2 separate regions of the Homo sapiens genome follow, and region 1 is linked to region 2. The links are chromatin loops, found by intact Hi-C in ENCODE. Cell type or tissue: right lobe of liver. All regions are shown on one strand. Each heading gives the region's core, and the rest is flanking DNA. Links, peaks and the distances in the headings are about the cores only. Region 1 holds the start of MIR770 (microRNA 770). Region 2 has its middle 110 kb from the start of LINC02285.

Evidence for each region. Peaks named below come from ENCODE experiments on the same cell type or tissue, not always from the same donor. Only the 100,000 strongest peaks of a DNase experiment are listed, where the experiment ranks them.
Region 1: it touches region 2 in a loop (2.6-fold over the local background); 21 of 110 quality-filtered maps call a loop at or near these places.

Annotation. Positions count from the first base shown.
Region 1 is chr14:100,845,722-100,857,945 of GRCh38, reverse strand. All of the region lies in intron 9 of MEG3 (maternally expressed 3), which reads right to left. MIR770 (microRNA 770) reads right to left here and starts at 5,556; the gene lies at 5,459-5,556. RefSeq lists an enhancer at 2,487-2,988. In right lobe of liver, for the core only: a CTCF peak has its summit at 6,624 (motif pointing left); a DNase peak (open chromatin) is centred at 6,625.
Region 2 is chr14:101,222,335-101,234,558 of GRCh38, reverse strand. No RefSeq gene overlaps it. Among named protein-coding and RNA genes, the nearest start is that of LINC02285, 110 kb to the right of the region's middle. RefSeq lists an enhancer at 1,518-2,164. In right lobe of liver, for the core only: no CTCF peak of the experiment used is centred there; a DNase peak (open chromatin) is centred at 7,818.

The DNA.
Region 1 (12,224 bases), core at 2,533-10,532, 380 kb after region 2:
ACCAGAGACAGAAAAGGGCTGTGAGGAAATTCAGAGCGCAGGATGGAAGCAGGGTTGGTACCCCAAGGATGCCACCCAGAACCCCTTCCTCATCCTCTCTCTAGGTCACCCCACTCCTTCTCCCTAACAAACGAAAGCAGGGGCATACATGAATGTTTGCAGAAACCCCTCCGGGCAGACAGATCGTCCCCTCACGGCAGCGACAGGTACAGCAAACCCCAAAGCACAACGGCCCTGCCAGCTACAACCCGCTGGGGAGAAGCAGCAGCCCACGTTGGAATGGGGGGCAGGGCAAACTCTGAGGAAGGAAAAAGCCATCACTCATCAATCAAACAAATATTTACTCTGGGCCCACATCGCTAAGCACCTGCAGGCTGCTCTGCCAGTGGTCTGCACATGCCACTGACTGTGGGAAATGCAATCCCAGCGTAAGGTCAGGGCTGACTTTTTATTCACTTAGGACTAGTAAAGCCATCACTCATGCTTTCAAGACAAATCCCAACATATGCCCATTCCCAGGGAAAGCCAGCATCTGCACACTGTTGAAACACACCCACCCTCGGCCCTCACAACAGCCCTGTGAGGTAGGCTTTCAGGTGACCTATGGCTTAGAGAAAAGGAGATTGAGGGTCAAAGAGGCAAAGGGTTAATTAAGTGGCCCCTGGGTCTGCCAGATCCTAAGGCTACGCGCTTTCTAACATAAAACACAGATTCGCATCAGACAGCTCAAGTTCCATCAACATGACGCCGAAACAAGGCTCCTGCTCTTCAAACGTGGCATACAAACGTCCGTAAGATACAATATGGTGGTTGTTAACAGGTCCATGAAGAGCAAAATAATAATCTCTTAGTAAAGGTTATAAACATCAAGGCTTGTCATTGGTTACAATTTCATTAGCTATCCATCCATTCAACAGAAAAGAAACGTAAGCGCTACCACTCGCCAGGCACTGTGTTGGGCACCCAGCCTGCTGCATTTGAGCCCAAATGTTGTCAGTTGGGGGGAGGGGTGGGGGAGGCAACAATGCAGTATCTTTGATGGCTGGTGCCTAATATTTTGGGGAAAAGGACGCCACCCAGAAGGGCCTTTTGAAGGCGGACACAAGTAGGTGCTGCACACAGGCCAGGCACAGAGGCAGGAAGCACACAGCATTCAGAAAGCACAGCCAGGCGTTTCCAGCCTCTCAGAGGTGAGCGTGAACGCGTACCCCCGGGGGGTCCAGGGGCATTGTCCAGCGAGTCCCCCAAACCCCTAGCATGAAAGTTCCTGCCCAAATTCCTCCTGTCCCACCATATACCCCTCCAGGTTTAGAGATAAATGCTCTCCCACTCAGCTGCCTGAGTGAGGCTGTCTCCCTGGCCTTTTCTCCTCACTCCCCTGGCACACCCCCGGGGACACGCACACCGCCCTTCCAGAATCACAGTTCAAAATCACGGTTACATTGCTCCTCACAACAGCCCTGCGAGGTAGGTGCCGCAGTCCTCCCCCGTAGGCAGACTCAACTCCAGCTCTCACAGTGACTTTAAACCACACGAGTTTGTCCAGTTCCAGGGTCTTGGCTTTGCCTACTCTCCTTCCTCTCCAATGCAATGAATGACATTCAGAATTCCAGGTTGAACCCCCAAGACCTATGCCTCACCCCCGACCCAGGCAGCAGGAACTCAGGGAGTTCTCACCTGGTCTGGGACCTGCAGGACAGCTCGGAGCTGCACCCAGAGTTTGCAAAATGCCACGTGCCTTGGACACCCAGGTTTGCCTATGGAGTGTTCTATGCAGACCCCTGCACGGGAGGTGATTCTTATCACCCACATGAGCAATCATCTCCCCCAATTTTCTCTAAACAGAGCTGGGCATTAACTCCTCTTGAAAGGGGCAGGAATGGCTCCAAGATCACCTCCAGGAAAGGCCAGAGTGTTCTAATGACTTGAAAACCTGCTCCCGGCCAGAAGCAGCCACTCATCTTGGAACCCCCTGGCTCTCATTTTGGCCTCTCGAGGATATGGGCTGTGATTTCTGAGCACCCAGGGAACACAGTTGGCTGATTCCTAATCAACCTAGTTGTACAGGGGACAAAGTCAGAGGGGCAATCAAACTCGCAACAGAACTCGAATCTACAAGCCTGACCTGACTCAGGGATCTCGCCTTGTCACCGACACACAAGCACGGCCCCTTTACCAACGTGTTCATTGTTTTGTTTCAAAAGGCAATGCGGCAGCGGGTCCTTGGGAGCCAGCTCTAGTATAGCACTGGCTAATTTTTTAAAAACGTCTGTTGGCTGTGAGTGAATGAATGAAGGGATGAAGGGATGAATGGATGAGTTACAACCACTGCCACCCTGTGGAGGAAGCTGAAAGGCTGAAAGCAAAGCTCATGGGAGGGACCATGCGCCAGGCAAGGTGAGGCCTGGGGAGGACTTCTCCGCTCATGGGTGGGAGGGCTTGGCCCCAGGCTACTCTTGACCCCGACCCTGGGTCACAGTCGTGGTGTGTGACACATGGAAAGCACCATGGGGAAGAAGCTATGGGTGACAGTGGCAGACGAGATCCAGCTGGGACGTGCTCAGGGCAGTAACCCCGGAGGAGGCAGCTACAAGAAAGGGTGTTTGCTTCATAACCACAGCCCATGGCGCTACACAGCCCACCCAAAATGAAAGGGTTTGCTTTCAGGAGAAGAAAAGGCCAAAAGCACGGGGTCAAGATAAGTAGGCCAAATGCATGGATGGGTAGATGGAGCAATTCATGTTGAAAGTCATTGCCGGCCTCCCAAACTCGGATACCAAGCTAAACATGTGGGTGAGGGATTCTGACACGGGCAAACAGTGCTCAGTGCTATAGTAGAGGGATGGGTGGGCAGAAGCAGCTCTGCTGAGAGCGGAGGATGCTCTGGAAAGAAGGGCGAGCCCTCCTTGGGTGACATGCCCTCCCTAAATGGCTGTGACTGACCTGTGAGCCCTGATGCTTTGGGCAGAACATGCCCTTTATTCCGCTCCTTAGAATGTAATTGCCCCAGGTGAAGAAAAATGAAAGGAGATTCTCCCATCAGTCCTGATCCAAAATGTTCCATTCGTCAGTTAAACCCCAAAGACCACCACTGAGGCCACATGTGCAGGCCAGGGCTGAGGACATTTGCTGACATATCACAGGACGCGGGGAACCCAATTCCCCTAAGAGGTGGGAAAATGGAAACCCCAGGGCCTGGCTTCATCGGGATCTAATAGGAATGAGTGACTGCGCTGGTGGGAAGGCCACTAACTGATTGTACAGGGTGCTAGGATGTGGCTGTCTGGACCTTGGAGGTTCAAAGAGCTATTCCTGTCCCACAGGGGTTTTATCAAGGGCAAGATCGGAGTCCACAAGCACACCCAGGAGGTCCAGCCTGCAGTGTCTACACCTGCCAATGGAAGGTGTCTTTTTCCCCATCACCCACTTCCCAGGGAGAAGCAAATCCTAACATCAAACAGACCTGAAAGGCCACCTAGGCCAACCCCACACCATGAGAATCTCCTAAACACTACTTTCTCTGAGGGCTGCCTGGCTGGTTCCTTGAATGCCTCCAGTGAGCTATGGGCTCCCTACATCCCAAGGACATCTGGGACCAGTCTCTTCAGAAAGCCATGACCCAAAGGACTTGGACAAACAGTTCACAGAAGATAAAATACAATTTGTTAACAAACATAGGTCAAAGTGTTCACCCATCATTAGTAATTAAAGCAATGCAAGTTAAAGTAATGCAAAAGTACTTTATAACAGAGACAAACTAGCCATATCTTAATTAAGTGGTCATACATTGCTGAACATTGTAAAATGCTGTAAGCTTACTGAAATTATTCAACATCCATACAAAGATCCATAGCCTTTCTTTCAAGAGACTTAACCAAAGGAAATTCATTCATTCATTCACCAATCCATCCTTCCGCCTATCCTTCCACCCTCTTATCCATCAGCCAAACACTCACTCACTCGCTCCTTCCTCCATTCTTCCATCCACTCATTCATCATTTATTTATAGTCTACAACATGTTGGGCATCAGAGATACAAAGGCCAATTCAATAAGCTCCTTGCCCTTATGGGGCTCACAGTCTAGCAGGGGAAACTGATCTGTAGTGAAGCAATGATAATTTCTGGGTGGAAGAACATAATTCTTAAGAATGAAAAAAAGGGTGTTTTAAGCAGTTAGTTGTGGCATTATTCATAATATTTTTAAAAGGTGGTTATACATAAGAATAACAGAATGGTTCTGTGAATGATGCCATAGCCACTCAACAAGGCACAACGCAGCAAGTGAGGTTATGAAGATTCATGGAACAAGGGAAAATGTTGATGACAGAAAATTAAATAGAAGAGGCAGGATACAAAAAAAAAAAAGTGTATGTGGTGAATAATGGCAATTAGGTTTTTTTAAAGAAGGGATGCTCATTAAAGAATAGACACTCTTTTTTTAAAAAAAGTATGCCTGTAAGAATGTAAAATGGGTGACATGTCAGAATGTTGAGTGGTGCATGCATTTCCCACTGCTCTAGGTCAAGTGCCATCCACACCATTTATATTAGGAACACAACGGGACACAGCAGGATTCGTGGCCTGTCTATCCCAGAGGTCCTGAGGCCAAGCTTCCCAAGGAGGGAGTTGGGAGTCACAAGAGGAGGCCAAGGAGAGTTGTAGCTCCTGGTGTCACCAGGAAAGGATTTGTGTGTGGGGAGCATGCAAATGACAATGTCAAGAGACAGAATTAATTCTCATTGTTAAAAGTTTAACGAACACATAAAGATAGGCCCTGACCAGACAGGAGCACTAGGATCCCAACTCGGACCTTGTGGGTCTGGTACAGAAAGAACCGGGTAGGGAGCACGTGAAGGATGTTTTATCTCTGGCTTTTGTGCCATTAGGAACCCTATCCCGAATCTCAGCATCCCAGAACTAAAGAACCTTTGAATTACAGATACAAAACTCTTAAGGGTCAAAACCCTAAGAGCCCTGATCCCCCCTCATGGCCTCCACATTTCCAAAAGGACACACAGAATTCATCCAACCCAAACCCACCCAGCCTCCAGGGCACCAGTGGGTCTCCCCAGAGCTGCTCTCATTGGCTCAGTTCGACCCACTGTGACCCGTCAGGACAGCCCCTAGATGTTGGGAGCAGGCTCTCCTAGCAGCCAACGTCGCTTGTTCCTTCCAATTTCCTCTTGGTGCATGCAATGGGCCCTCCCTTCCCCGCCTTCTGCACACTTTAAGTCTTCCTGAGCCTCTGCTGACTTTTTTTAACAGCCGTACATGAGTTCTTTTGAAAGACCCTCCCGGTCTTCTTCTGCCCTGAACCCCTCCCGCCCCATCCTCATCCAACAGTGACACAGCTTGTCAGGGAGAAGCTTCAGCAGGTGTCCCCAGGGATAATAAGTGCACCCCCAGACCTCAGTCCAGCCAAGGCATAGCCTGGAGCCCCAGATTCTGAAAGAGAAGAAGAGCAGACCCCTGAGGCCCCAGCACCACATCAGGCCCACGAGGCCCAGCTCATGTGGCCCTGACACGTGGTACTGGAGGCTCGGAAGGTGGCTCCTGACACATGAATTCCATGTCCTCCGCCTTCCAAATGCTGTTGCCATCCACTCGGCCGGAGCTAGAAGCGTGGGAACCACCCCCTTCTTCTTGCCTCCCTCCCTCCTTCATATCCTGTCTATAACCCCATAGCTTTGATTCCTGAGCACCCCACTTTGCTGCCATCAGCTCAGACCTCAAGCATCACACTAGCTAACAGCCCCATCCATGCCTGCGCCCGCACTCCCCATCCCACCCAGCGTCTACAGAGTCACTCTGAGCATGACGCCTCCCACTCCAGATGGCCTGGCCCCACCCCACTCCCCTGCCTCCCACGTGCTCCCTGCCACAAGTCCTGAGTCCATCCAAGCTGTGCTCCTACTGCTCCGGGCGCTTGTTAAGAATCCAGTGTTTTTATATGTCCCAAATAGGAATTGAGAGGTCAACAAGGGAGACTTTGGTCCTTGCTTTTACAGACAAACACAGGCACACAACACAAAACTACACACATTTCCTCCACTACAGAGAAAGGAGACTCAACAGAACCGGGGAGGCCCTGGGGGAGGACTGTCAGCACGAGCAACTCTCCAGATTTACCCCGGCAGTCCCCCGGAGGGCGAGTCAGAGAAGAGACAACCTCGACACAGCGAAACGCAATCCCGCCAAGTTACAAAACACGTCGTGAAACAGCCGAGAAGACAGAGAGGCCTTGAACCAGGCTCTGGGGATGGCATGTCAAGGAAGCCAGGGTCCCCGGACCACTTCTGCAACCCCAGGGGTGCTGAGGTGCACCTGCTGCCCAGGGAAACCTGAGTTGAGAAGGGTGGGCGCCCTGCCCCATGGAAGACCAGGCCAGAGGGTGGCCTGGGCACACTGCAGAGAGTTGCAAGAACAAGGTTTCTGGTGGCTTGCCCAGGGCTCCTGGGTCCCGGGGCTTCTGGGTCCCCCTTCTCAGGTGCGCCTGGCCACCTTCTGGCCTTTCCCTGCACCAACCCCTGGATGTGAGTAGGTGCCACACCCAGGGTGGCACACAGCAGGCGGGGCCCATGCTCCACCCAGGGCCTATTGCTCCCTGACCCTCTGCTGCCCCCTGGTGGGCAAAACCTCCTGTGCAGGTGACCCATGCCGCGGGAGTGGCCAAGCTACCCAACAGGCTTCACACCACTCGTTCATGCAACCTTCTGCGGGGCTCAGGGTCCAAGCCCTTCCTGCCTATCCAGGCCATAGATGGGGTACCATCAACAGAGACACATAAGATCAACTCTAGTAGGCAGCTGGTGCCACTCCAGGTTTACAGATGGGGAAACTGAGGAAGAGACAGATGCAGTGAAATGGCCCACACAGCCAAGATAGGGCAACAGCACCCCAAGACCAGGGTCTTCCTGAGCCAGCTCCTCCCTGCCAGGGCAAGTGCATGTGACAAGCACATGACATGCCTACAGCCACCCTCCCTGGGGACCACTTCATTCCACTGTCTAGAACACAGGACTGGAAAGAAGGTTCCTTCCTCTCTTCCCTTTTTCCCTCCTTCCTTTCTTCCTACCTTCCTACCACCCTTTCTTCCAGTCATTCGTTCATCCATTTAGATCTGAGTCCTTTGTTTATGGACTTCAGTAACATAGCTTGAAATTAATCATAGCCTTTGGCCTAAAGGCCTCCATTCACAAGTCCTATTTATTGACCGTTACATTATTTTATTCTTTATTCATTTCTTTTTCATTTCTTCCCAAATTGCATCTTTCTTTCTTCCTCTCACTCTTCCTTATGTTTCTCTGGTTCTTTCTCCTTCTTTTTTTTTTTTTCTTTTTTGATCTAAGATAGTGTCTTGCTCTGTAGCCCAGGCTGGAGTGCAGTGGTGCAATCTTGGCTCACTACAACCTCCACCTCCCGGGTTCAAGCAATTCTCCTCTCTCAGCCTCCCGAGTAGCTAGGATTACAGACAGGTGCCACCACGCCCATAATTTTTGTATTTTTTTAGTAGAGATGGAATTTCACCATGTTGGCCAGGCTGATCTCAAACTGGCTGGTCTCAAACTCCTGACCTCATGATCCGCCCACCTCGGCCTCCCAAAGTGCTGGGATTACAGGCGTGAGCCACCATTCCCAGCCATTCTTGGTTCTTATAAAGTCAGGTGGACAGAATCCCATGAATCAGGGCTCCCGGTCACCACCTTCATGCTGGTCCCTAAAGCACTACTGCTCCTACGTCAAGCACCATTCACTCTCTCATCCACTCACTCATTTGTCAGTCTTCCTTATTTTGGGTATTTGTTTTCCTTATTAATTTTTTTAATTAAAACTCCATGGGCAAACCAAACATCTTTGGCCCATGTATTTATTTGCAATCTTTCTTCCCCGCATTTAGTCACCTTTCACGTTTAAGTATTTATTCTTTTATTTATGAACCTCAATTGCATCTATTTTATTACAGTGGCAGAAGATACAGCCTTGTTTTGGAGCCAGGTATGTCTCTCTATTTTTCATTTATTCTTTGAAAGGTGTAATGTATTTATCTGTTTAAGGAGTATGTATGTAAACTAATTATAATCCCTGTTCAGACAACCTCCCTTAACTATCCATTTATCACTTTGGTTGTTTGTTTATTACCTTTCCTTTTTCCTTTTTCACATCTTTTTATATTTTCTCCATTTTCCCTCCCCCTGGGAACCTGGGCCTGGATTATCTCATCCATCTTCAGGATTACTGACAGTCTTATGACTAATCCTAACAGATCCTACTCTTACAGATACACCCACGTATTCGTTCTCTTTTTTATTGGTTTTTCTTTATTTTCCCTTTCGCTTTCATTTAGTTTCATTTTTGCCTTTCCTTAGCTCTATCTTTGACTCCCTGACACTTCTCTTCCTGCCTCTTTTCACGCTTATGGACCTCAGGTGCCCAGAGTGAGATGAATGACAATCCCATGGGCAGCTCCTTCCTGGCTGTGCCAGGCATTTCCATTTCTAATTCAGTCGTTCATGTGTCCATTCATTCTTTCTGTCATTCTTTCATTTCAATACTTATTCTTTTATTTATGGACCTCAGGTGCACAGAATTGGATTAACCATAATCTGCGGTTCCTGGAGCCTTCTGCACACTGGTCCGTGTGGGGCTGTCTTTTGTTTGTTAATTTCTCCCCCTGGGGATTTGGTGCAGGATTTATTTAACTATCTCAGGAACCCAGTTTTGAATTAGTCATAATTCTTGCTGCCTTCTCTCCTCTTTTTGTCCTTGCGTGGTCCACTCTCCCACATATTTATGTCTTTATTTATTCATTCAATATGTTTGTATTGCTTATATACATCCTGTCATACGTTTCCATATTCTCTCCTCTCTTGCTTTCTCTTTTGGGCCTTGAGTGCACAGGATAGTGAAAATCATCCATTCTCATTCGTTCGGCTGAACGAATTCTATTCAGGTCACTCCTCTATTCAGGTATCTGTGCTTTTATTGATGAACCTCAACGTTTACTGTTTATTATATTTAATGGGTAAAACTGTCTCATTATATTTCAGTGCTTGTCCAAGAAGTGCCTTTTCTTTCATATGCCTACTTCACTTTTCCTTTCTTTTCTTACATCTCTCCCTCTCTCGTTCTTCCAATTTTCCCATTCCTCACTCCTTTTCTTGCATCCTATGGAATGCACGCATTTATTCTTTCATTCAGTCTTACACTTGTGGTCATTTAAAAAACAAACTTCAGAGCCACAGGTTTGAATTAATGTGGATGGCTTGTGCTAAACCAGTCCCCTTTCATCAACTTATTTGATCTAATTATTTATTATCTCTTTCACTTCCTTTTTTCTATTTTCATTTTTTCCCATCCTATTGTTTCTTTCCACCACTCCCTCTTTCTTTCTGTCATTCTTTTGGAGATCTGCACCCAGGATCAATGACCCTCATCCCTGTCTACAATGCCCTCCTCATCGGTCAATGCAAATCTTTTCTGTCGTTCAATCATTCATGCATTCACCGTGCATCCATTCAGTCTTTCTTTCTATGTAAATACTTATTTTTACACTTCTCGAAGGCAGGTGCACCTAACTGGATACATCGTAATCTGCAACTAATGGGCCCTCTCTCTGTGGCCCCACTCCTCCCTCCCATGTGTATGCTTTGAGCCGTTCCTTAGTTGAGTAGGTGATTGACCATACCAGCAGCACTGGTGCCAATTAAGCGGTCTGCTTGGTTCACACAGCCTTTCATTCCTGTTCTAGCATGGCTCTGTCTTAAATCTGCATGCATGTATTTATTCCTTAATATATTACCTCTCTTCCTTTCTTCCTTTTTACATTTCTTCCCATTTTTTATTGTTTCTCTCTCTCTCACTCTCTCACTCATTCTCTCTTGCACTTTGTCTTCGGAGCTCATTGCCATGGAGTGGCTTGGCTGTACGCATCAAAAAGCCACCCGCAAACGTCCATCCTTGGCCGTGCGGTTCCACGTCTCACTCATTACTTCCTTCCTGCATTCATAGCATCCTTCCTTCCTGCTTGCTCTCTTTTTATTAGGCATTTATTCCTCTATTAGTGGAGTCAGGTGCCCTTATGACAAGTCCTAGCCTAACTCTTCTCGTGGATCTACCCATTTATCCATTTGGTTGTTATTTCTTTTTACCGTTCCTTTCTCTCTTCTGTCATAGCTTTCCATACCTCCTGTCCTTCATTTTCATGCAGCTGGGGTGCCCAGGGGGGACCCCAACACCCTCATCAGGAGGACCCATGGGGCCATGTCTTCTCATTCACCTCATCCTTGTCTATTTAGGTACTCACTGACTTGTTCACTTAGATGTTCATTATTTAATGGACAGCCTGTGGTTTTCTAGAAGTGGACCAGCCATAGCCCTTAATCTGTGATGATCTTTTGCCACCATCGATCGCATTGCCTTCTTTTACATCTTTATTTACCACCCATTAATGTATTTCTGTACTTAACATTTGTTACATTGTTTCCTATTTCTTTATTTACCAATATTACCTTTCTCATATCCTTTCATCTAACAGACCTCAGTGCCCAGGACTGGATGACTCAAAACCCCTCACAACATCTTGTCACCTGGCGCTGCACTCCCACTGCTCATTCATCCATCCACACACGCAATGTAGACTTTTTGGCCTTTTTTTCTTTCTTTTGTCATTTATTTATTTATGTGCAGACTTCAAGTGCTCAGGCTTAGATAACTTTTGGTAAAAGTACACTCTCATCTTTCGCCCACTGGGTCCTCTTTCTTTCTTTGCTATTCTTTGAACTCGTTCTCTGTGGTTTATTTTTCTATGCCAGGAGCATATATTATTTGTATCAGTCCTAATGCTTAGCTTACAATAGTCTGACATGGTCCTCCTTACAGAGTTACTCATTACTCATCCTCTAGTCTGTTTTTTTTTTTAACCTTTCTTTGTTGTTTTGGTTTTTTAAAAAAAACCTTTCCCTTCTCCCTTTTGATCACTTGTTCCCTAACTTGCATCTTTTCATTTTGACGGGCCTCAAAATCTATGTCTCATTCTGCACTTCACTACTCATACATCCATTCTTTCTTTCATTTAGGTTCTTTTTCATTGTCAAATGTCAGAGGCATATATTTGAGTTACACATACCCCTTAGTCCATAATCACCTGATATCGCTTTGTGTGTTGCCCTATTACTTAGTGATTCACTGGTTTTTTTCTATTTATATATTGATTGCCTAGCCATCAAAGCGGATGAACCATGGTCTTGTGTACACACACTCTCATCCTGGCTTGCTTACTTCTTTACCTATTTACTTGTTTATTCATTCTCTCTTGCTTCACTCATTCATTCATCTGGTCATTTATTATACAATGCAATAGATACCAGTGAAACAACCTCTCAACAACAACAGCAACAAAACTCAGAACATTCACAGTATCTTTGGCATTCCTGCTTCTTCTCACTGAGTCACCAACCAAGGTACACACAGCCCACAGTCCAGAAACACACACAAATGGCGGATGCAGAGCAGAGACACAGTGAATGTTAAGTTTACTCCCAGATCCTTCTGGGGCTCGCGTCCTAAACATACTGGGGGCAGATCTGAGATGAGGGCCCACGTTCCCCAGGCCCCCTGGGCAAGGCAAGCGCCGCCTGTTCTGCCCCTCTGGACCGTGGTGAATGACCATCCCCATGAGAAACCTGTTTCAAGACCCCAGAATACATAGAGACACACACATGGTACATAGTCTCCTGGTGGGAAACGACGGACATGGAGTTCATTTTTAAATAGGTGGCTTTGTCTGTGGCAATATAAAAATATTTTGGCCTTTCAAGGCAAATACAAAAGAAACTACCCATTAACATGGCTGAGTGTCTCAGTCCCAAACAATAAAGAACTTGAAGAGGTTTAGCCGGAAACTTTGAAGACAGAAAATCTGCCCATTATGTTTTCCAGACATTTCGAGGGGGCGAGCGGAGGTCATTGGAGCTTGAAGCCCATTTGGAAGGCTGGTCCCTCGGCCTGCGTTTTCTCCTTGGCCCTTTGAAGGGCCCCCCAGCTCACAGGGCACTTCCATCCTAGTCTGCCCTGCGGCACAAGAGCCAAAGGGAGACTCAATAATGAAAGAGCCATTCATTTAGAAGAGTGAAAAAGAAGAAATTCTTTTGGGGTCCGACATTTGAAGCCCGCCTATAGAATTCTTTTGCCACAGAGACAACACAAGGAGGCAGGGGGCTCCTGT
Region 2 (12,224 bases), core at 2,933-10,932:
CCCCCACTTCCCTCTCTCTTCCGCCATTGTCCTTAGCTGTCTTCTTGCAGCTGCCATCCTCCCTCTGTCTTACAAAGGGAAACCTGGGCCCCCAGCACAGGGAGTGGCTCGCGCAGGGTCACACGCAAGTCAGGAGTGTCTTTTCACAGCTGTCCGAATGCAGGGGGAGCTGCTCCCCTCAGGGACCTTGGTGAGCCCACCCCTGTCGGGTGGGCGATGAGAACCGATGCCCTGAAGTCCCTCCCCCACCGACTCTAGACCACCCTATTTTCATCTGGCTCTGTGAATATGGAAACAACACAGCCCCCAGCTCCCACTCCCTTCCTCTCTCTGCAAACAAGCATTTCCTCACCCCTAAGTGCCATGTCTGCCTGAAAGGTCATGGCTCCTCGAGACCTCCCTACTCTGCTCCCCCAGGGGACCGTCTCTCCTACCCCCTGGACATACAGCCCTTGGCTGTGGGTGCAGAGCCCTTGGCTGCGCTTTCCTTGTTGGGTTTTCTGCTGGTGCGGTGAAGGAGGGCCACCCGACTCCCTCACCTCAAAGAGGGGGACGTGGGAGGCCCCAGCAGAGGGTACATCTGCAGCAGGCAGGGTGTGTGGTGGGGCTCTGGGGCTCTGGGGCTCTGGGGCTGTGGGGCCATGGGGCTGTGGGCTGTGGCTGTGGGCCGTGGTCTGGCCTCACCACTTGCTGTGAACAGGTTCCAGCCCACAGCCTTTTTTCATGGAAGAAATTCTCTGGCTAAATCCAATTCTCCCAGTTGCCAGACAAGCCTGCCACAATCCCATATCCTGTTCTAGGGACGTTTGTTTAGCTTTGTGCACAGACAAAATCGGTGAGAGTTTCTACATACAGAGTGTGCCTTAACGGGCTTGCATTTGAGGCTGGGGTCTGTGTGGGTGAGGGCGGAAGGTGGGCCTTGCTTCCGACCCTCCGCTGTGTGGCCTTGGGGAGTCGCCATCCCCCAGTCTCCACTCCTCCTCTGCTGTAAAACGAGGACAATGGGGCCCAACCTTTGGGGTTGCTGTGAGGATCCCTTTATACACCCGGCAAGGGGCCCCTTTCAACAGTTCCCCCAGAATGGGGATTGAAATCCTGAGGGATTCCCGTTGCCATCAGCATAAGAGGCCTCATCTTCCCCACCGTCTCCGAGGGCCCTGGATTATTAAGAGAGTAACCAAAACTGAGGTTTTCATTCCCCATGCTCCTCTGAGCTCCTCGGTCCCGAGATGCTGTTGAGGCCATGTTTTCAGTTCCCCAGGCCTCCGGCTGGCAGGAGCCTCCCCTTGGCTCTGATCCTGTGCCATCAATCTTGCTCACCAAGACTCAGCCCCCGTCTGGGTGGGCTTAGGGAGGCGGGAGGCCTGGTGGCTTGGCACGTGGAGGGGGCCGCAGAGGCGCATGCAGGAGGCCCTGGCCTTCCTGGGGAAACGCCTGCCAGCACCTTTTGCAAACAGCCCGCCGGGGCAGGAGCAAGAATGCGCGGGAAGGAGCAGTGTGGGGAGGAATGGTGCGGGGTGGAGTGGTCTGTGCCGTGGGCCCTTGGGGCCTGAGGAAGGGCAGGTTTTCAGGAAGCCCCTGAGGCCCAGGGTGCACTGTGCACCCTCATTTTGCCACACGTCTCCTCTTGGCCTTTGCAAACTCTGCTCTCCAGCTGCCAACATTTTTTGACAGCGAGGCACCGCTTTAACCAGACCCCAGCTCCTGGGCCTGAGAGCACTGCTTTACGCGGGCTAAGCACAGGCCCGGCGCCGAGAGAAAACACATTCATGAAAGCATCCACATTAATCATGGGCGATGGCACAGAAAGGAACCGAGGCTAGCACTAGACAGCACTGTGTGTGGGGGCACTTGTGTGTTCATGTGTGTGTGCGTGCTTACATGTGAGCGTGTGTGTGTGCACTTACAAGAATGTGTGTACGGATGTATGCACGTGACCGTGTGTGTGTGTGCGAGTGCATATGCTCACGTCTGTGTGTGCGTGACTGTGTGCGTACCTGCCTGTGGGGGGGCACATGTGTGGGCATGTGTATGTGGGCATGTGTATGCAGGCATTCATGTGTGTGCACTGTGCTTGAACGCTGGCAACATGTCACCAAGAATTCTGCTAGGCAAGGAGAAAGAGGCCCGATGGGCTGTCCCAAGCTTTGTTTTGAAAGGCCCTTTTCCTCTCCTCCTCACAAACCAAGTCATGCCTCTCTGACTTTGCCATTTCCCTTGGCCCTGGCGGCGGTGTTTGCCAGCTCCGCAGGGAGGTCTGGTGGTCTGGTTGTGGGGTGGTGTTTCCCACATTGTTGAAAGGTTTGGTGGGCAAAAGCATCCAGTTTTCATCCTGACCCCAAAACCTCCAGCCAAGGCAACTGACACTCAGTCAATAATAATACAAAATTAATCTCATGTTTATATGGAATCTTCCACCCCAGAGACAATCGCCTTGTTTGGAAGCTGGGGGTGGATTAGCTGGTGCGTGACCCGTGTGGGTGAAAGTGAGGAAAGCCAGCTTCAAGGCCAGGCCACCACCACACTCTGTGACCTGGGACCTGCCACCCACCCTCTTGGCCTCGACATTCCCTAGAAGGAAGGACCAGGGCCAGGTGTCTCCTGGAACTCTGAAATCCTGAATCAGAAGTGTGACCCTGAGAGTAGGTCTGTGTGCTCTTGCTAGGAGGATTTGCTGTCTAAAGGCCATGGCATCCAAGGTAGGTTCTGAACATGCAGAGGCTCATGGAGGAGGAATACAGGAGGAGGGGAAGGCATAGGGTTGGCTCCTGGGACTTGTGGGCTGTGTGGGGTTTGGGGTCTGTTTCATGCTTGACACATGTAAACATTTACTCAAACTCTGTCTCACTTCATGAAGGAACACCTCAGCCTACAGGCACGATATAGCAAAACTAAGTGAAACACAAACACACAAAAGGTCCCAGGTAAGAGTAAATATACATGAGAAGAACTGAACAGCAAAGAGAAAAGTAAAACACAAATATACAGGCCAATAGGTCCTGTAGAGTGGATTTGTCTGAAGTTTTGAATTTGTCTCTGAGATTCCTGGAAGCCAAAATGAAAAGGGAAATAAGATTAGTTCAGTTGTCTTCACAATCCCTTAGAATAAGATTTCCCAACTCTCTATCCATCAGGGCACACAGAGAATATGTGAGACCCCAGGGGAAAATGTATGGGGCCACTGTCATCATCCTGGAGACCGTCCCATGAGCTGAGCAGAGCAGTGTCTTTGCACACCAGTGTTAGGAAAAGGCTCTGTCAAAGACAGCAGTCATTCAGTGCTCTGGAAGGTGCAAAGCTTTTTCTAGCTTTGGCTCTGAAAGATGCTTTTCTCATGAGGCTCCATCTAGGTGGCCCTGAAATGAAAAATGGATAATGTCCCCAACAGCATCTGGACAGCAAATGCGGTGATGAGTCTCATAAAACTGCTTCTTGTAACTGCCCCCCGTGAAAGCTGAGGGCACGCATCCAAATGGCAGAGGCTGCAAGGTGAGAGTGAGCTACAGGCAGACAACCTTGTAAACCTGGCTGGGCACTGTGCCCACCTGCAGGGTGAGGCAGGTACTCGTGCCTTTCCTGAGCACCTGCTATGTGCCCAGTCCTGATAGGAGGTTTATATACATGGTCCTGTTCAATCCTCCCACACTGAGCACAGTGGCTCCAGAGGCCCACTTCATAGATGAGGGCCCAAATCTCATCCATGACCCAGCCTCACACCAGGTCTCTGTGGCCCTGCAGCAGCTCTGTCCTCTCCCTTGGCCTGGTCCTTGGACCTAGTGGTCACCTAGGGTGCAATGCTCAGGCTGTGGTTCTGGAGCTTTCCAGCTTGTTCGAGACAGCAGGGTGAGGCACCTGCACAGGTTAGGGTGGGCACCACCACAGCCCAGGCCTAGGCATGGTGCCCTAGACAGGGCACTGATGGTCAGCTCAGCCTCAGAAAGGGCCAAGGCTCACACACCTGCAAGTCCCTGCATGGGATGAGGTCCTCACACCCTCCCTGTGCCCTTGTCCTCGCTGAGCCCTTCCTTGGGGTGACCCCATCTTATCCACAATCACACCTCTATCCCCATTTCACAGACTTGGAAGCAGGCACAAATGATACAGGAGTGCTGGGAAGGGAAGAGCGTGGTCCCTTTAAACGATACGGAAGCAGGGAAGGGAAGTGCTGGGTAGAGAAAGGCGGATCCCTGGCCGGGGCTCCACCCCCACGGACCTAGATGAGGACAGGCATTTCCTGCCCATATGCTGCATTTACCAAGACCACCCTGGACTGCCTCGCCTCCATCCTGGGCCTATACAAACCCTCAAGACACTAGCGGGCCAGAGGAGGAGAAGAGCACATCGGCCGCGGAAGGAGACACCAAGCGGCTGGTCTGGTCATGGAGAGGCTGCGGAGGGGGCGAGGCTGCGGAGGGGGCGAGGCTGCGGAGGGGGCGAGGCTGCGGAGGGGGCGAGGCTGCGGGGGGGGGCGAGGCTGCGGGGGGGGGCGAGGCTGCGGGGGGGGCGAGGCTGCGGGGTGGGGGGCGAGGCTGCGGAGGGGGCGAGGCTGCGGGGGGGGCGAGGCTGCGGGGGGGGCGAGGCTGCGGGGGGGGGGCGAGGCTGCGGAGGGGGCGAGGCTGCGGAGGGGGCACGTCGGCGGGAGAGCACAGCGACAAGCCCCGGCACACCCGCAGGCCCTTGAACCAGAGGGACGAGTCGGAGTTTGGCTGGGGCAGTCAGGGGAGAGCCGGGGCCGCCAGCAGCCCAACTCCAGGGGAAAACCGTCTCCCTTCTGGCTCCCCCATGGGCTGAGAGCTATAAATAAAACTCAATAAAACCTTAATAAAACTCAATAAAACGTTACACTTATTCTCCAAGCCCAGGTGTGATTCAATTCTTCCAGTACACCAAGGCAAGAACCCTGGATGCACAAAGCCCTCTGTCCTTGCCTCAAGGTGGAGGGTCTAATTGAGCTGGTTAACAAAGGCAAACTAAGAGAGTACCTGTAACACACACCCACTGGGGTTTCAGCTGTAAACATTCACCCCTAGACGCGGCCATGGGGTCGGACCCCCATGACCTGCCCTCTGTGTGCTCCCCTAGAGGTTTGGGCAGCAGGGCACTGATGGAGCGAGTCACATCCCCATCGCACGCCCTGCGAGAGGGACAAGGGAACCTTTCCTGTTGTACAGGAAGGTAATAATAGCTTAGCTGGGATGAGAACCCAGACGTATCCGTAGTCTGGAGGCTCGTGTTTAGAGACGGACAGCCGTGAAGATGTTACACCTAGGGGAGGAGCGAGGGGATAGCTACCCAGGAGCACGCAAGGAAGGGAGGAGCTGCCCAGAGGGAGACCAGGGCCAAGGTCTCTGGGCAAGGGCAGGGGAGGGCCAGGGAGGGCTGCCGGACAGTGGAAAGCGCTTGCCAGGCAAGTGGGCTTTGGGGAGCAGGGAGCATTCTAGACAGAGAAGACTGCACACAGAGGCCAATGTGAGCTGCTGGGCAGTCCTGGGGAACTCCCAGTGGGCAGAAGGCAGAGCTGCAGGGCACAGGGGGCCTTGGGAGTCAGCCTAGGAGGCTTCCCAGGCTCTGGCCCTGAAGCCTGGGGCTCCACAGACGTGAGTCTGCACCATAGAGGCATCGTCTTGACGTGAGCACGCTGGCAGACGCCACACACATTCACCAGAATGACGCTGGTTATTTTATTTACCTGAAGTTCCCCATGAATTTTAAGTTTTTTATTTTTATTTTTCATTTTTTAGAGAGAGAAACAGTGAAACGCAGTTGCTGGGCCCTCTGTGTCTTTCTGCAGAGAGCAAGGAAGGCCCAGGAAATGAGTGGCCTGGACCGTCGGTGGGTGAGGCCTGGACCCCGAGACCCCTCTCCTGGAGGGAAGTCAGGATGGAGAGAGACCCAGATCTAAGGCCACGAGGACTTGGCCTCCCAGAGGGCTGGGGGGCAACCAGTGAGATGGGGTGGGGGCTGTGAGGCCCCAGAGGCGTTGAGAAATGTGAAATTCCTGGCAAGAAAAGGAAGTTGTTTGAAGGAATTGGTGGGCTGGGAGCCAGAGCCCTGGGGGCTCCTCCAGGGACACCGGCAGACGGGAGTTACTTTGTCACCTTGTTCCTCGGATTGACTGTGTTTCTCTGAGGACGCCTCGGGCGGAGACTGGGCCACAGGCAATGCATATTTGGGATAGCGCCTGTGCTGAATCCTTTGCCCAGACATCACACTTCCCTTCTGCAAGGCTGAATCCTAGCTGAGAGACATCCTCCCAAACACCAATCAGCGCTCAGCGCTCCCCACCAGGCGGCACAGACCCCGCGGTTCTCACAGACCCCGCGGTTCGCACAGACCCCGCGGTTCGCACAGACCCGGCGGTTCTGCAGCTCCGTTCTCCGGGGTCCTCCAGTGCTTGAATTTTGAGAAACGCTGCGGTCAGCAATGGAGATTTGTCTTTGAAATATTATCCCACAAGATGGCCCATGTGGCCCCATCTGGTTCCCCTCCCTTTCCCCTCACACCACCATGGATGGACGGCCGGGGCTCTGGTCGCTCCCTCTTGAGTCTGTGCTCCCCACTTGGGTTCCCGGGGAGATTTTCCTGAATCCAGCACTGCTGTTCCCCTCACTCAGGGGCCAGCCTCGAAGGTCATCTCCAGTCCCCAAACCTGCATTCAGAGCTCTGCAGGGCTTTGAGACACTAACTGTGTGACCTGCTGCGGCCATTCTGAGAGAGGCCTCCGCGTAAGCTGCTCTGTGTCTGACGCCCCTACAGGGTGGTCTGCACAGCGTCCCCGGCCTGCGGTGTCCAGGGAGGGCCAATGGGTATCAGGCCGAGACTCCTGCCCCGACCTGCTTCTCCCTGGGCTCTCCCTCCCATGGAGCCCCCTCCATCTGACCCCAAGTTGGTTTCATCCCCAGCAACAGGCGACATGGTGGGGGAGCCTTCCCGAGGGCTGCTCTCTCAAGCGGCTCCCTCGAAGCTGGTGTTTCGATGCCTTCACGGCTCTTTGTTGTTCTCATCTATTATTTCTTCCTGCTGCCCTTTTGCAGGCACGCAGAACGCTCTCCAGGGCTGATGGTTTGTGGACTGGAGGGCAAGAAACCTTACCCTGTCCTCCTCCACCTTCGACATCTCTCCCCGATACAAACCTGCCCAGATTGTCCGGGGCTTGGGAGCCGCACGGGGCCGTGTGACTGGGCATCCTCTGAGTGTATGCGTGTGCAAGCGTGTGTGGGCACATGCTGTCTGACTTGAGGTGCACATCCTTCTGTCTTTCGGCACAGGTCTGCGGGTGCACGCATCTCCCCAGGAGGGTTGGCCCCCGCCTTGTGGTTGTCCCTCCCTATGTGCCTCCCACCCCTGGGTGCGTCTGTCTGTGGGTCTGCCTGTCCCTGGGTGCACCTGTCTGGGGTCCGCCTGTCTCTGGGTGCGCCTGTATGTGGGCCCGCCTGTCCCTGGGTGCGCCTATCTGTGGGTCTGCTTGTCTCTAGGTGCGCCTGTCTGTGGGCCTGCCTCTCCCTGGGTGCACCTCTCTGTGGGTCGGCCTGCCCCTGGGTGCGCCTGCCTGTGGGTCGGCCCGCCCCTGTGTGCACCTGTTCGTTGGTCTGACTGTCCCTGGGTGCCCCTGTCTGTGGGTTGGCCTGTCCCTAAGTGTGCCTGTCTGTGGGTCTGCCTGTCCCTGGGTGTGCCTGTCTGTGAGTCTGTCTGTGACAGGCCCCCCCGAGCTTTGTCCCAACCCTGACTCTGCCCCTGTCTCTTCTTGGTCAACAGAGATTACTAGAAAGTTATGCCCTATGCGGAGATGAAACTGACTTCCCTGGGACTCTGGCCTGTGGGCGGGCTCTGAGTCTGTGCCAGGCCAAGGCCACAACACGCACTGTGTACTTTGTGGCCTGCAGCTGGTCCCTGGAACGGGAGAGTGGTTTGGGCTGGAATCCAGCCTGGGACCCCTCTGCCCACCACGGTGTGTGGCAGACTGGAGGAGGGGCACCTTGTCCTTGGCATAAAGAGGCAGAGCTCACTCAGCACAAAATGGGGAGCAAGGGGTGCTCGTGGTCCAGCTGCCCCCTCCCAGGACTATGGACAGGCCTAGCGGGTGGCCATGCTTCTGGCTGCATCAGGCTTCTGGGTCAGGCTAGGCCCAGCTGTTTGTCCCTGGACCCCCTAGGCAGCTTCCCCCTGGCCTCTCTGCACCCCCCTGTGTCTCTCCTCCCTAGGTTTTCCAGGCTGAAAGCTGATGTGTCACCCCCACCCAACCTTCTCAGTGGATCCCGTGACCTTTACGTGAAAATCCATGCCCCCTTAACTTGGCGTGCAGGACTCTCCTTCCACGACCTTGCCGACCTCAGGTCTTGGCCACCCCAGGCCAGGCAGTGCCACACTCTCTCCCTCACCCCTGCTGCTGCTGTGCCCTTTCCTCCCCCTCCCTTCAAGGCCAGCCCTGTACCCTCCACTAAGCAGCCACCTCTGCCAGAAGCTCACGTTCCCCTTGGCAACGCCACGGCACCTTGAACCCTTACATGCAGAGTCCTGTTACTGGCTGATGTGACGTCTTCCCGCTCAACTGAGAAAGTGAGGCCCAGCCTGGGCGTCAGCCCCAGGAGGGCCAGTGGGGGTCGCTCAGGAAGTGCGGGGGCAGCAGCTGTGCAGCCCTGGATCAGGAGCACCCACTTGGCACCCCAGAAACCAGGGGCAGGCGTGTGTTGTGCTGAAGGTGCAGGAAGGGGGTCAGAGGCGGAGGCGTCCACATACAGACACAGGAGAGCTCTGAGGTCGCTTGCCAAGGCCTACCAGGCCAGGCATCCAGAGGAGGCAAAGAGGCCCCTCCGCAGCCGCCCACCCCTAACTGACATCCCCCACCCCCACTCCTTGGAAGACCAGTTCCAGGAATTCAGCTCTCAGTCACGACCTGGGGCCCGTCTCAGCCTGGAGATGCTGAGATGCTGTTTCCTGGAAAACAGGGTCCCACGGCCCCCGGGGGGCCCTTGTGGGGAAGGCTCACACCCTGGGCAGCCGCCAGGAGTCAGCAGGGGTGAGCGGATTCTGCAGACTCCCTGGCCAAGATACAGCTGGTGTGGGTGGGGCCCAAAGGGGCAAGAGGGAACTTTGTGGTCAGAGGGGGTAGCAGTTTCACTATCAGTCCCCAGTACCACCTTAAGAGAGGGGACACCCACTGGGTGCCAGGCTAGGGTCCTGGGGTACTCCTGTCTCTGTCCCTGATGGGTTCGACGTGGCCCCAGGCAGCCTGTGCCCAGCAAGCCTCTCACCAGGACAGCCCCAGCTCCTGAGCCTCTGCCCAGCGTCCTGCTGTAGGCGTCTCTCCTGAGCGCTGTCTTTTTGACCCCTGGCGTTCCTCTGGGGCTGGTGTGATGTGAAAATGAAGCCCAGAGGCGTTGGCCTACACAGGGGGCTGCGTGCCCTTCACTGGAGCCCCCTGGCTAAAGGAAGACAGCATGGCTTCTACCCCCGCAGGGGTGCAGGAGAGACCTGGGGACAGGTGTGCTGGGAGGGTGGCCAGTTCCGGGCCCTCAGGGCGATGGGAGGGCTCACAAGGAGAGGACTCACATGAGGATGGGCCCCAAGGCCCCCTAAAATCACTCCTGCGTCTGGATTCGGGTGAGGAGGGTCCGTGGTGAACTCTGACACTAGAGGGGCGACAGCGAGCAGCTGGAGGAGGCTTTGGCCACCTTCCCGCAAAGCTGGCCTTTATCTTGCAGGCAGCTGGAAGGTACAAGCAGGGATTAACAGGCCTGGATTGGCCAGACTCATGTTCACTTCTCCGAACACCGAGGGCCCCCGTTGGGTCTGCTCTAATTGGTTTATGTCTGACTGTAGCAAAGAACAAATTGATTTCCCTCCAGCTGTTTCTGCAGCTTCGGTCCTCACTCAGCCGTGGGCGGCCTGCTCTTCATGGGTCTGCTCCTGTCATCTCTGCTTCTCCAGGAACATGGAGTGGGGGGAAAGAGGTGGGGAAGGAGTCAATGTACATGCGAGGGAGCCTGCCTCAGTGTCCCTTCCCTGACCCCGAGCTCCCGGAGCTGGAACACATGCATGCACATCCGCACACACACGCACACCTGTGTCTGGGCTCGACATGGGCACCTGCAGGAATGAAGCCTCACATCTGAGCAGAGTGGGCTCCTCACCCATCACCCGAGGTCAGGAGTTTGAGACCAGCCTGGCCAACATGGTGAAACCCCCACCTCTGCTGAAAATACAAAAGACTAGCCAGGCGTGGTGGCTCAGACCTGTAATCCCAGCTACTCAGGAGGCTGAGGCAGGAGAATCACTTGAACCTGGGAGACGGAGGTTGCAGTGAGCCGAGATGGCACCACTGCACTCCAGCCTGGGTGACAAGAGCAAAATTTTGTCTCAAAACAAAACAAAACAAAACAAAATAAAACCCAGGCTCGCTGCTGTCACTGCACGGGACTTTGAACTCAGAGCTTCAGTCATGCTGGGGTTTTTACAAACTCGCCACCCATGTTCTTGCCCCTGGGCCTTTGCACATGCGGTTCCCTCAGGCCAGGAATGCCAGTGCATCTCCTTCCTGCCTCTGTTCTTCGGTTGACTGACAATATATCATTGTCCTTCAGGACCTGCTGGCAAGTCCCCTCTTCTGAGAACAACCCCCGTGTTTGCCCTGACAGGACGCTCACCACGCACCGAATGGAATTGTTCCCTGGGCTGGTCTGGCCCCACCACCAGGCATGTGTCTGCCAGGTCTCTGCAGCCACCATTCCTGGAGCATGAGCAGCCACCATGCTAGAGAAACAACAGGGGCTCAGGGTTTGATGAGGAGACCAGGGAACAAGTGGAATAATGGGTCTGTAACCCAGATAAACCCCAAGGCCCACATGTCCAGGCACAGCGCTGAGTCACATGCAAAGAAACAGCAGTCCAGCAACCAGAGAGTTGAGAAGGAGTCCCAATCCTTGTTGCCAGCTTTGGAGAAAAACGTTTTAGGAGATGCCTTTCATAGTTCCAGCAAGGTCTCTGTGAAGCCCTCACTGTCTTCTCTCCCCAGTTCTCCCCTCTCTGATGCCCCTGTCGTCTTTCTCTCATCCCAACACTTACAAAAACTTGTCCTGGCCCCGTCGCAGGGCTCTTTCTCTCTCTGACAGCGCCCTCTCCCCCGGCTCTTTCTGATGCAGCTAGACTTGGCCTCCTGGCTTCTTTTTTTGTTTCCTTTCTGCTTTACCCATTCTCCATATTTCTGTGCAACAAAGGGGAGCCCTGGAACTCACCCAGCCAGGAGGAGCCCTCCTCCCTCTCTTGCCCTCTAGAGACCTCTCTCTTTGTGCTCTGTCTCCCAAATCTGCATCATAAAAACCCTTGAAACCCAGCTGGCAAATAGAGGGCTCTCCTTGGGGCTGGGGGAACAGAAAGGGTGAAGCCGAGCCAGGGAGGTCAAAATTCTCTTTATTCCACAGGGGATGGGGCCATTCACATGTTAATAAATCATATTCCCCTCGTGGAGCAAGGAAACCTTCTTACAAACTGCATTTTCACCCCTCACAATTGCTCCGTGAACAATTCTACAAATAAGGAAACTGAGGTGTGTGTTGTCAGGGAGGAGAGTTGGAGGGGGGCCGTGACTCAGAGAAGGCTGCCATGTGCAGGAGGACTGTCCCCAGGAGGGGCACACAGCCTGCTGTTTTAAAATCCCATACTATTCCCTATCCTGGGTTCCATCCATACATCCCAGAATGAAAGCTGGCCCAGACCTTGTGGCTCAGACAGCCTCGTGTGCAGCCAAGAATTGCTGACTGGAGGCACATATTCAGGGATGGGAGGAGGAAATTTCCAGGGTCTCAGTGAGTTCCCTTAAGCAGATTATATACAATTCCCTGCAAGCACCACATATACCGTTTTGTTCCTAATGTTGGCTAGATGAACTGTTCAGAAAAGTTCAACCTCAACTCCTTGAAAAGCGTAGATCTGGAAGTGATTCCGGTTCCCGCACGCCCTCAGAGGATGCCCAGGCAGGCAGAGCTCTGGGGAAGCAGAGGCCGAGGGCAGCTCTCCACCAAGGCAGCTGGGGACACTGGATGGATGCAGGCCTTGGGTATAGGTGCAGCCGGCTGTGGGAACCGGTGTCCTCTCCTGACACCAGGCCTGCTTTTTAAGGTCCCTAACTACCTGAGTTTCACTGATGTGTTGTTCTTTGTTTTGGTTTAGTTGTGTTGTTTTTGTTTGTTTTATTTTGTTTTGTTTTGCCTCCTTCAGGGTTTATGGGT